Regions from separate parts of the Homo sapiens genome. Here region 2 is linked to region 1. Evidence: read pairs that join two places in POLR2A ChIA-PET (ENCODE). Cell type or tissue: Panc1. All regions are shown on one strand. Links, peaks and the distances in the headings refer to the core of each region. The heading gives the core; the rest is flanking DNA.

Region 1 (4,397 bases), core at 261-4,260:
CTGTTAGATTTCAACTATATGACATTTTATAAAAGGCAAAACAATGGAGATAGTAATATAATCAATGGTTAGGGAGGAGGGAGGCATGAAAAGGCAGAGCACAGAGGATTTTTAGGACAGTAAAACTACTCATTGTGATACTATAATGACAAATACATGTCATTATACATTTGCCCAAACCTATAAAATGTACACTACCAAGAGTGAACCCTAATGTAAACTATGAGCTTTGGGTGATAATAATGTATATTTATCAATTGTAACAAATGTACCCTGTGGATGGATGCAGAGAGGATGTTGATAATAGAGGAAACTGCATATGTGGGGACAGTGAGTATATGAGAAATCTCTGTATCTTCCACTCAACCTAACTAAAACTACTCTAAAACTAGTCTATCTTTTAAGAAAGTATCTTAGAGTGATACACAATAATTTCTAACATCACTATCAAATTAGTAAAAAGAAGCACCAACACTGGATGTTTGCATTAAAAAAATTAAGTGAAGCTTAGAGAATACATTTAAGCCTTAAGGTGAAGTGCAGAAAGAGTTAATGGGAAAGACTGGTGTCTGGTAGTGCCCCATCTTTTGTTGTTGTTGTTGTTGTTGTTGTTGTTTCTTACTCACTCTACCTCCATGAAGAGCACCTAAAGACATATTTAGTAGCCAAGACTAGTCAATAATAAGTTTCTATACTTGCTTGTTTTAAATTAGAAACAAATTGGTACATAGAAAAGCTAATATTGATATAAAGACTTTGTTACATAAATATGAGCAATGTCCACAAGCCTGAGATGGTAAAGTATGACCCATAACTTCTCTTCTTCCAGATGATCCCTGGAGCCTTTTCTGAAGAATGCACACTTATCCTTGCCTCCACCTCAGTCCGAGAGTAGGGTTCACCACCTTTCTTGACACAATGTCCACCATTCAGGTGCTTTTCAGCCTGCAGTAGTTTGGTCTTCTAACTCTACTGGGAATTGATTCAAGGCAGAAATGTGCTGCTGAGTGTCTTCCTGGTGATATGGATGAAAACAACAAGTTTTGTGGGGATTTATAGTTATCCTCTAAACCATTTCTTCTGTAAACTACATCACTCCTTTGTGGGGAATGGCCAGAAACAATCTCAGTCCCAACTTTTATGGGAAAAAGAATTTCCTGAGTTACTTCTGAAGTGATCTCACTCACATATTATGTAGGAAAAGCTTTTACTAAGCTTTACATAGCAAAAATGTTGGTCATAAAAAACATGCTTACCACAGACAAACCTCACTTCTAAAAAGCAACACCAACATTTCAGCTTCAACCCTGATGACCTCTATATCTCACATCCCTTCACTTATACTTTCTTTGCACTGTATGGCCAATGCCTCCCCAGCCCTAAATACAAAGCTTTCTTAATCACTTTCACACCTACCTGACTCTCATTCTGAGAGATGGCAGAAGCCCAGTATTTCTAGGCTTATTGTAATGCTAGCAACGTTTATTGTAATGACAACCAGTTTCAATAAGCTACCAGTTGACATGTCAATTCCTCTGAAAACACTAATTTTGACACTTGGAATGATTTAAGGAGAGCACAAGAGAATGGAGGAAATGAACCCATCTTGAAGCCTGGCCATTGTGACAGCCTCTCACTATGTGACAGTCATTTCACACAGAGTGAGTTCTAAGGTATAACACATCTTCTTTTTTTGTTTTTTTTTTTTTTTTTTGAGATGGAGTTTCACTTTTGTTGCCCAGGCTGGAGTGTAATGACACAATCTCAGCTCACTGCAACCTCCACCTCTCGGTTCAAGCGATTCTCCTGCCTCAGCCTCCCAAGTAGCTGGGATTACAGGCATGCACCACCACACTTGGCTAAATTTTTGTATTTTTAGTAGAGACGGGGTTTCTCCATGTTGGTCAGGCTGGTCTCGAACTCCTGACCTCAGGTGATCCACCCACCTCGGCCTCCCAAAGTGCTGGGATTACAGGCATGAGCCACCATGCCCGGCCTGGTATAACACATCTTCCAAGACAAGACATCTGTGGGAGTCACTAGACAGCCTCTGGTGGGAACAAGAAGTATTTCAAGAACCAGCTTCATCATAATTGTCCTTCAGTGACTCTGCACAGAGCCAAAATATCACCTTTCTTTACTCCAGAATAGATGGCCCCTCCTCCAGTCACTCCTGTCAAAACTCTGTACTCCACACCCTTCCCTAGGATTCCTCCAAATCCTCACAATCAGATAAAAGCACTGCCTTTGCTCAACCTCCATAGCATTATGTATCTATTGGATATTTTAAATATTCAATTTGCATTACAAATGTGTAATTGTTTAATCTCTTTATTAACTGGTAAAAAGGCAAGAACATTTTTTTAACCACCCCAGGACCTAGTGCTATACCTTGACCTAGTAGGAACTCGGTATTTGCCACTACTAAATACAGATGGTCTGCCACCATCACCAGTATGTTGCTAAGATTAATATTTATTTTTATTATCCTAATATATTTGAAAGCTTCAAAAAGAGACAGTGTAATAAATCCCAATACAAAAATTTGCTAGGATTCAATTAGAGCTTTTATGCTTTTTTTTTTTTTTTTTAAAAAAAGATTACTTAGTCCAAAAATCTAGGATCTAAGGATTTTTTTATGTAAGTCATTGGATGTAAGCAGAAATATGTAATATGATAAAGCAACATTTAAATTATTAATAACAATTAACCATAGTAGAACAGAGTGCTTTTCTTTTTCTGCCACTGAAATGTACATTCTGTCCCTTTAGAGGATGGTTATGTAACATGCCATTGAAATCCTACCTGCCCCATCTCAAAACTGGTAGGGTGCCTGCTTGCCAACTCCAAATGTCTTACATTTCTTCTTCTATTTCATCCTAAGAATTACCCAGTCATTTTCATCAGGCTTCCATTCCAGGACTCCTCCTGTAGCCCAATGTTGCAAACAGGTGCAGTCAGCAAGGGTGCCAAGTGACAGGAGCCAATCCTGGAAATCAGAGTTAGAGAATCTCTCTCTCTCGCTCTCTCTCTCTCACACACACACACACACACATATGTACACACACACATGATACCCAAGCTAACCACAGTTATCAGAATCACTGAGTTGTGAAAATAGTTCATTTTGCAATCACTATGTTAATTAGTTAATCATTGCAAAGATTAGCGATGGTGACAACCTTTGGTTTGTGCTCCTTTAAACTAGTTAACTATGGAATGGAAAATCAAAATCACAGCTGAAAATGTCAGAGAGAGTTGCCTGTTTTCTTCACAAACACAGAGCCATAGACACTTCAACAACAAATGATTCCAGTGGGGCAATAGAGAAATGAAAGGCAGGATCACACGAGATTGGCTTCTGAGGTACCCACCTCTCCCATGGGGGCCTTAACTCTGATTTCTTATTCAGTGGGCCTGGGGATTTGGTTCAATCTCTTAGTTACACGGATGAGGTTATACAGATGAGAAGAGATCCATGCAGCACACACATCCTGGGAGCCTACAGAGCCAGTGCTTCTGAAACAGTGAGGAAATCAGGGGTTGCTCAGCAGACAGTTTGGGAGGAAGCAGGAAGCCAGGAACACTGAGTCTTATTCATTTTCTTTAATGCAAGGTAGTAGAGCACATAACAGGGCAGGAGTTCTCCAAGTGTGGACCCCAGACAGGACCAGCAGCATCAGCATCACCCTCAAATGTGTTAGAAGAGCAAATTCTTGGATCCTACTCTGGATCTATTGAATCACAAATTCTGGAGTTGGAATGCAGAAATCTATGTTTAAACAAACTCTTCAGATGTTTTTGATGCATTCCAATGTTTGAGAACCCTGCAACAGGAGATAGTCAGTAATCATTTGTATTGCCTTTTGAGAAAGCTCAACTTGCTTCTAGATATGGGTGGACCTAGATCTGGAAACTCACTGAAGACCTCACTGCCAATAGACTGTGAAGGTCATAGTGAGAATTTGAGAATTCCTATCTCTTTCCTATCCAGAGTAACTGATCAGTTCTCACAGTTTCCAGGAATGGACATCCCGCTGAGTTCCCTCCATTAGGACCTGCTGTGGGACAAAGTTGCCTACATCATTATCATCATCACCATCACCACCAGCATCATCATCATCACTGCCAACATTTACACAGTGGTTGCTATTTGCCAAGCACAATTATTAGAACTTTATAAATATTTATCCACTTAATCTTCACACACACACACACACATCATGAGGTTGTACTATATTTGTATTCTCCCCATTATACAGATGAGGGGACTGAAACAAAGAAAGATTAAGTGATCCTTCAATAATTTCACCACCCCTAAGGGTCAGAACAGGGTTTTGAACCCAAGTAAACTGCCTCCTGAACTCTATTCATGAACTCTGCACAAGAAAGGCAAC
Region 2 (4,397 bases), core at 193-4,192, 200 kb after region 1:
GTGTATAAGCATTCTCTTTTATCTTCATTCTTGCCAGTATCTGTTGTTTTCTGAAATTCTGATAATAGCCACTCTGATTGGTGTGAGATAGTATCTCATTATGGTTTACATTTGTGTGTGTGTCTCTTTTTTTTTTTTGAGACAGAGTCTCGCTCCATCTGTAACCCAGGCTGGAGTGCAATGGCACGATCTCAGCTCACTGCAATCTCCAACTCCCAGGTTCAAGCAATTCTCCTGCTTTAGCCTCCCGAGGAGCTTGGACTACAGGCATGCACCACCACACCACACTCGGTTAATTTTTGTACTTTTAGTAGAGATGGGGTTTTGCCATGTTGGCCAGGCTGGTCTCAAACTCCTGACCTCAGGTGATCTGCCTCGGCCTCCCAAAGTGCTGGGATTACAGGCGTGGGCCACTGCACCTGGCCTGTGTCTCTCTTATGATTAGTGGTGCTGAACATTTTTTTATTTGTTGGCCACTTGTATGTCTTTTGAGGAGTGTCAGTTCAAGTCCTCTGCCTACTTTTTAATGGGGCTATTTGTTTTTTCTTGTTGATTTGTTTAAATTACTTATAGATTGTGGATATTAGTCCTTTGTCAGACACATAGTTTGCAAACATTTACTCCCATTCTGTGTGTTGTCTGTTTATTCTGTTGATAGTTTCTTTTGCTGTGCAAAAGCTCTTTAGTTTAATCAGGACCTAATTGTCCATTTTTGTTTTTGTCATGTTAGCTTTCAAGGACTTAGTCATAAATTCTTTGCCTTAATCAATGTCTAGAAAAGTATTTTCTAGTTTTTCTTCTAGGATTTTTATAATTTGAGGTCTTACATTTAAGACTTCAATTCATCTTGGTTAATTTTTGTATATGGTGAGAGGTACGGGTCCAGTTTCATTCTTCCGTGTATAGCTAGCCATTTATTGAATAGAGTGTCCTTTCCACATTGTTATTGTTGACTTTGTCAAATATTAGTTAGTTGTAGGTGTGCAGCTTTATTTCTGGGTTCTCTATTCTATTCATTGGTCTATGTGTCCATTTTTGTACCAGTACCATGCTGTTTAGGTTACTGCATCCTTGTAGTATAGCTTGAAGTCAAGTAATGTGATTCCTCCAGCTTTATTCTTTTTGCTTAGAATTGTCTTGATTATTTGGGCTCTTTTTTGGTTCCATATGAATTTTGGAACAGTTATTTCTAATTCTGTGAACAGTGACTCACAATTTGATAGGAATAGCATCGAATTTGTAGATGTGTTTGGGCAGTATAAACATTCCAACGATACTGATTCCTCCAATCCATAAGCATAGAATGTTTTTCCGTTTGTTTGTGTCATCTGCGATTTCTTTCAGTAGTGTTTTGCAGTTCTCCTTGTACAGATCTTTAACCTCCTTGGTTAGATATATTGCCGGATATTTTATTTTTTGTGTGTGTGGCTACCATAAATGATATTGCATTTTTAATTTGCTTCTGAGCTGAATGTCATTGGGTATGGAAATGCTACTGATATGTGTACATTGATTTTGTATCCTGAGACTGCTGAGGTTGTTTATCAGATCTAGGAGTCTTTGGGGAGAATCTTTAGGATTTTCTAGGTATAGAATCTTATTGTCAGCAAAGAAAGATAATTTGACTTATTTTTTCCTATTTGGGTACCTTTTATTTCTTTGTCTTGTCTGATTACTCTGGCTAGGGCTTCCAGTACTATGTTGAATAGGAGTAGTTAGAGTGTACATCCTTGTTTTATTCCAGTTCTTAAGGGGCAATGCTTCCATCTTCCCATTGAGTAAGATGTTGGCTGTGAGTCTGTCATAGATGGCTCATTATTTTGAGGTATGTTCCTTCAATGCCTAGATTGTTGAGGGCTTTTATCATAAAGAGATGTGCCCGGGAGCCAAGATGGCCAAATAGGAACAGCTCCGGTCTATGGCTCCTAGCGTGAGCCACACAAAAGACAGGTGATTTCTGCATTTCCACCTGAGGTACCAGGTTTATCTCACTAGGGAGTGCCAGACAGTGGGCACAGGACAGTGGGTGCAGCGCATCATGTGCGAGCCAAAGCAGGGCGAGGCATTGCCTCACTCAGGAAGCACAAGGGGTCAGGGAGTTCCCTTTCCTAGTCAAAGAAAGGGGTGACAGATGGCACCTGGAAAATCGGGTCACTCCCACCCTAATAACTGCGCTTTTCTGACCGGCTTAAAAAATGGCACACCAGGAGATTATATCCCGCACATGGCTCGGAGGGTCCTACACCCACGGAGTCTCGCTGATTGCTAGCACAGCAGTCTGAGATCAAACTGCAAGGTGGCAGCGAGGCTCAGGGAGGGGCACCTGCCATTGCCCAGGCTCACTTAGGTAAACAAAGCAGCCAGGAAGCGTGAACTGGGTAGAGCCCACCACAGCTCAAGGAGGCCTGCCTGCCTCTGTAGGCTCCACCTCTGGGGGCAGAGCACAGACAGACAAAAAGACAGCAGTAACCTCTGAAGACTTAAACGTCCCTGCCTGACAGCTTTGAAGAGAGCAGTGGTTCTCCCAGCACGCAGCTGGAGATCTGAGAACGGGCAGACTGCCTCCTCAAGTGGGTCCCTGACCCCTGACCCCCGAGCACCCTAACTGAGAGGCACCCCCCAGTAGGGGCAGACTGACACCTCACACAGCCAGGTACTCCTCTGAGACAAAACTTCCAGAGGAACGATCAGACAGCAGCATTCGCGGTTCATGAAAATCCACTGTTCTGCATCCACCGCTGCTGGTACCCAGGCAAACAGGGTCTGGAGTGGACTTCTAGCAAACTCCAATAGACCTGCAGCTGAGGGTCCTGTCTGTTAGAAGGAAAACTAACAAACAGAAAGGACATCCACACCAAAAACCCATCTGTAAGTCACCATCATCAAAAACCAGAAGTAGATCAAACCACAAAGATGGGGAAAAAGCAGAGCAGAAAAACTGGAAACTCTAAAAAGCAGAGTGCCACTCCTCCTCCAAAGGAACCCAGCTCCTCACCAGCAATGGAACAAAGCTGGACGGAGAATGACTTTGACGAGTTGAGAGAAGAAGGCTTCAGACGATCAAACTACTCAGAGCTTCAGGAGGAAATTCAAACCAAAGGCAAAGCAGTTGAAAACTTTGAAAAAAATTTAGATGAATGTATAACTAGAATATCCAATACAGAGAAGTGCTTAAAGGAGCTAATGGAGCTGAAAGCCAAGGCTCAAGAACAACGGGAAGAATGCAGAGGCCTCAGGAGCCGATGCGATCAACTGGAAGAAAGGGTATCAGTGATGGAAGATGAAATGAATGAAATGAAGTGAGAAGAGAAGTTTAGAGAAAAAAGAATAAAAAGAAATGAACAAAGCCTCCAAGAAATATGGGACTATGTGAAAAGACCAAATCTACGTCTGATTGGTGTACCTGAAAGTGATGGGGAGAATGGAACCAAGTTGGAAAACACTCTGCAGGATAATATCCATGAGAACTTCCCCAATCTAGCAAGGCAGGCCAACATTCAGATTCAGGAAATACAGAGAACGCCACAAAGATACTCCTCGAGAAGAGCAACTCCAAGACACATAATTGTCAGATTCACCAAAGTTGAAATGAAGGAAAAAATGTTAAGGGCAGCCAGAGAGAAAGCTCGGGTTACCCACAAAGGGAAGCCCATCAGACTAACAGCGGATCTCTCGGCAGAAACTCTACAAGCCAGAAGAGAGTGGGGGCCAATATTCAACATTCTTAAAGAAAAGAATTTTCAACCCAGAATTTCATATCCAACCAAACTAAGCTTCATAAGTGAAGGAGAAATAAAATACTTTACAGACAAGCAAATGCTGAGAGATTTTGTCAACCAGGCCTGCCCTAAAAGAGCTCCTGAAGGAAGCACTAAACATGGAAAGGAACAACCGGTACCAGCCACTGCAAAATCATGCCAAATTGTAAAGACCATCGAGGCTAGGAAGAAACTGCATCAACTAACGAGCAAAATAAGCAGCTAACATCATAATGACAGGATCAAATTCACACATAACAATATTAGCTTTAAATGTAAATGGGCTAAATGCCCCAATTGAAAGACACAGACTGGCAAATTGGATAGAGTCAAGACCCATCAGTGTGCTGTATTCAGGAAACCCATCTCACGTGCAGAGACACACATAGGCTCAAAATAAAAGGATGGAGGAAGATCTACCAAGCAAATGGAAAACAAAAAAAGGCAGGGGTTGCAATATTAGCCTCTGATAAAACAGACTTTAAACCAACAAACATCAAAAGAAACAAAGAAGGCCATTACATAATGGTAAAGGGATCAATTCAACAAGAAAAGCTAACTATCCTAAATGCATATGCACCCAATACAGGAGCACCCAGATTCATAAAGCAAGTCCTGAGTGACCTACAAAGAGACTTA

The links. Peaks named below come from ENCODE experiments on the same cell type or tissue, not always from the same donor. Only the 100,000 strongest peaks of a DNase experiment are listed, where the experiment ranks them.
Region 2: POLR2A ChIA-PET joins it to region 1 with 5 read pairs; 2 of 35 experiments call an interaction of 5 or more read pairs at or near these places.

The regions. Positions count from the first base shown.
Region 1 is chr12:46,628,652-46,633,048 of GRCh38, reverse strand. All of the region lies in intron 3 of SLC38A4-AS1 (SLC38A4 antisense RNA 1), which reads right to left. Among named protein-coding and RNA genes, the nearest start is that of SLC38A4, 200 kb to the left of the region's middle. In Panc1, for the core only: no CTCF peak of the experiment used is centred there; no DNase peak of the experiment used is centred there; H3K27ac peaks cover 328 bases.
Region 2 is chr12:46,424,564-46,428,960 of GRCh38, reverse strand. All of the region lies in intron 2 of SLC38A4-AS1 (SLC38A4 antisense RNA 1), which reads right to left. Among named protein-coding and RNA genes, the nearest start is that of SLC38A4-AS1, 43 kb to the right of the region's middle. In Panc1, for the core only: no CTCF peak of the experiment used is centred there; no DNase peak of the experiment used is centred there; H3K27ac peaks cover 2,170 bases.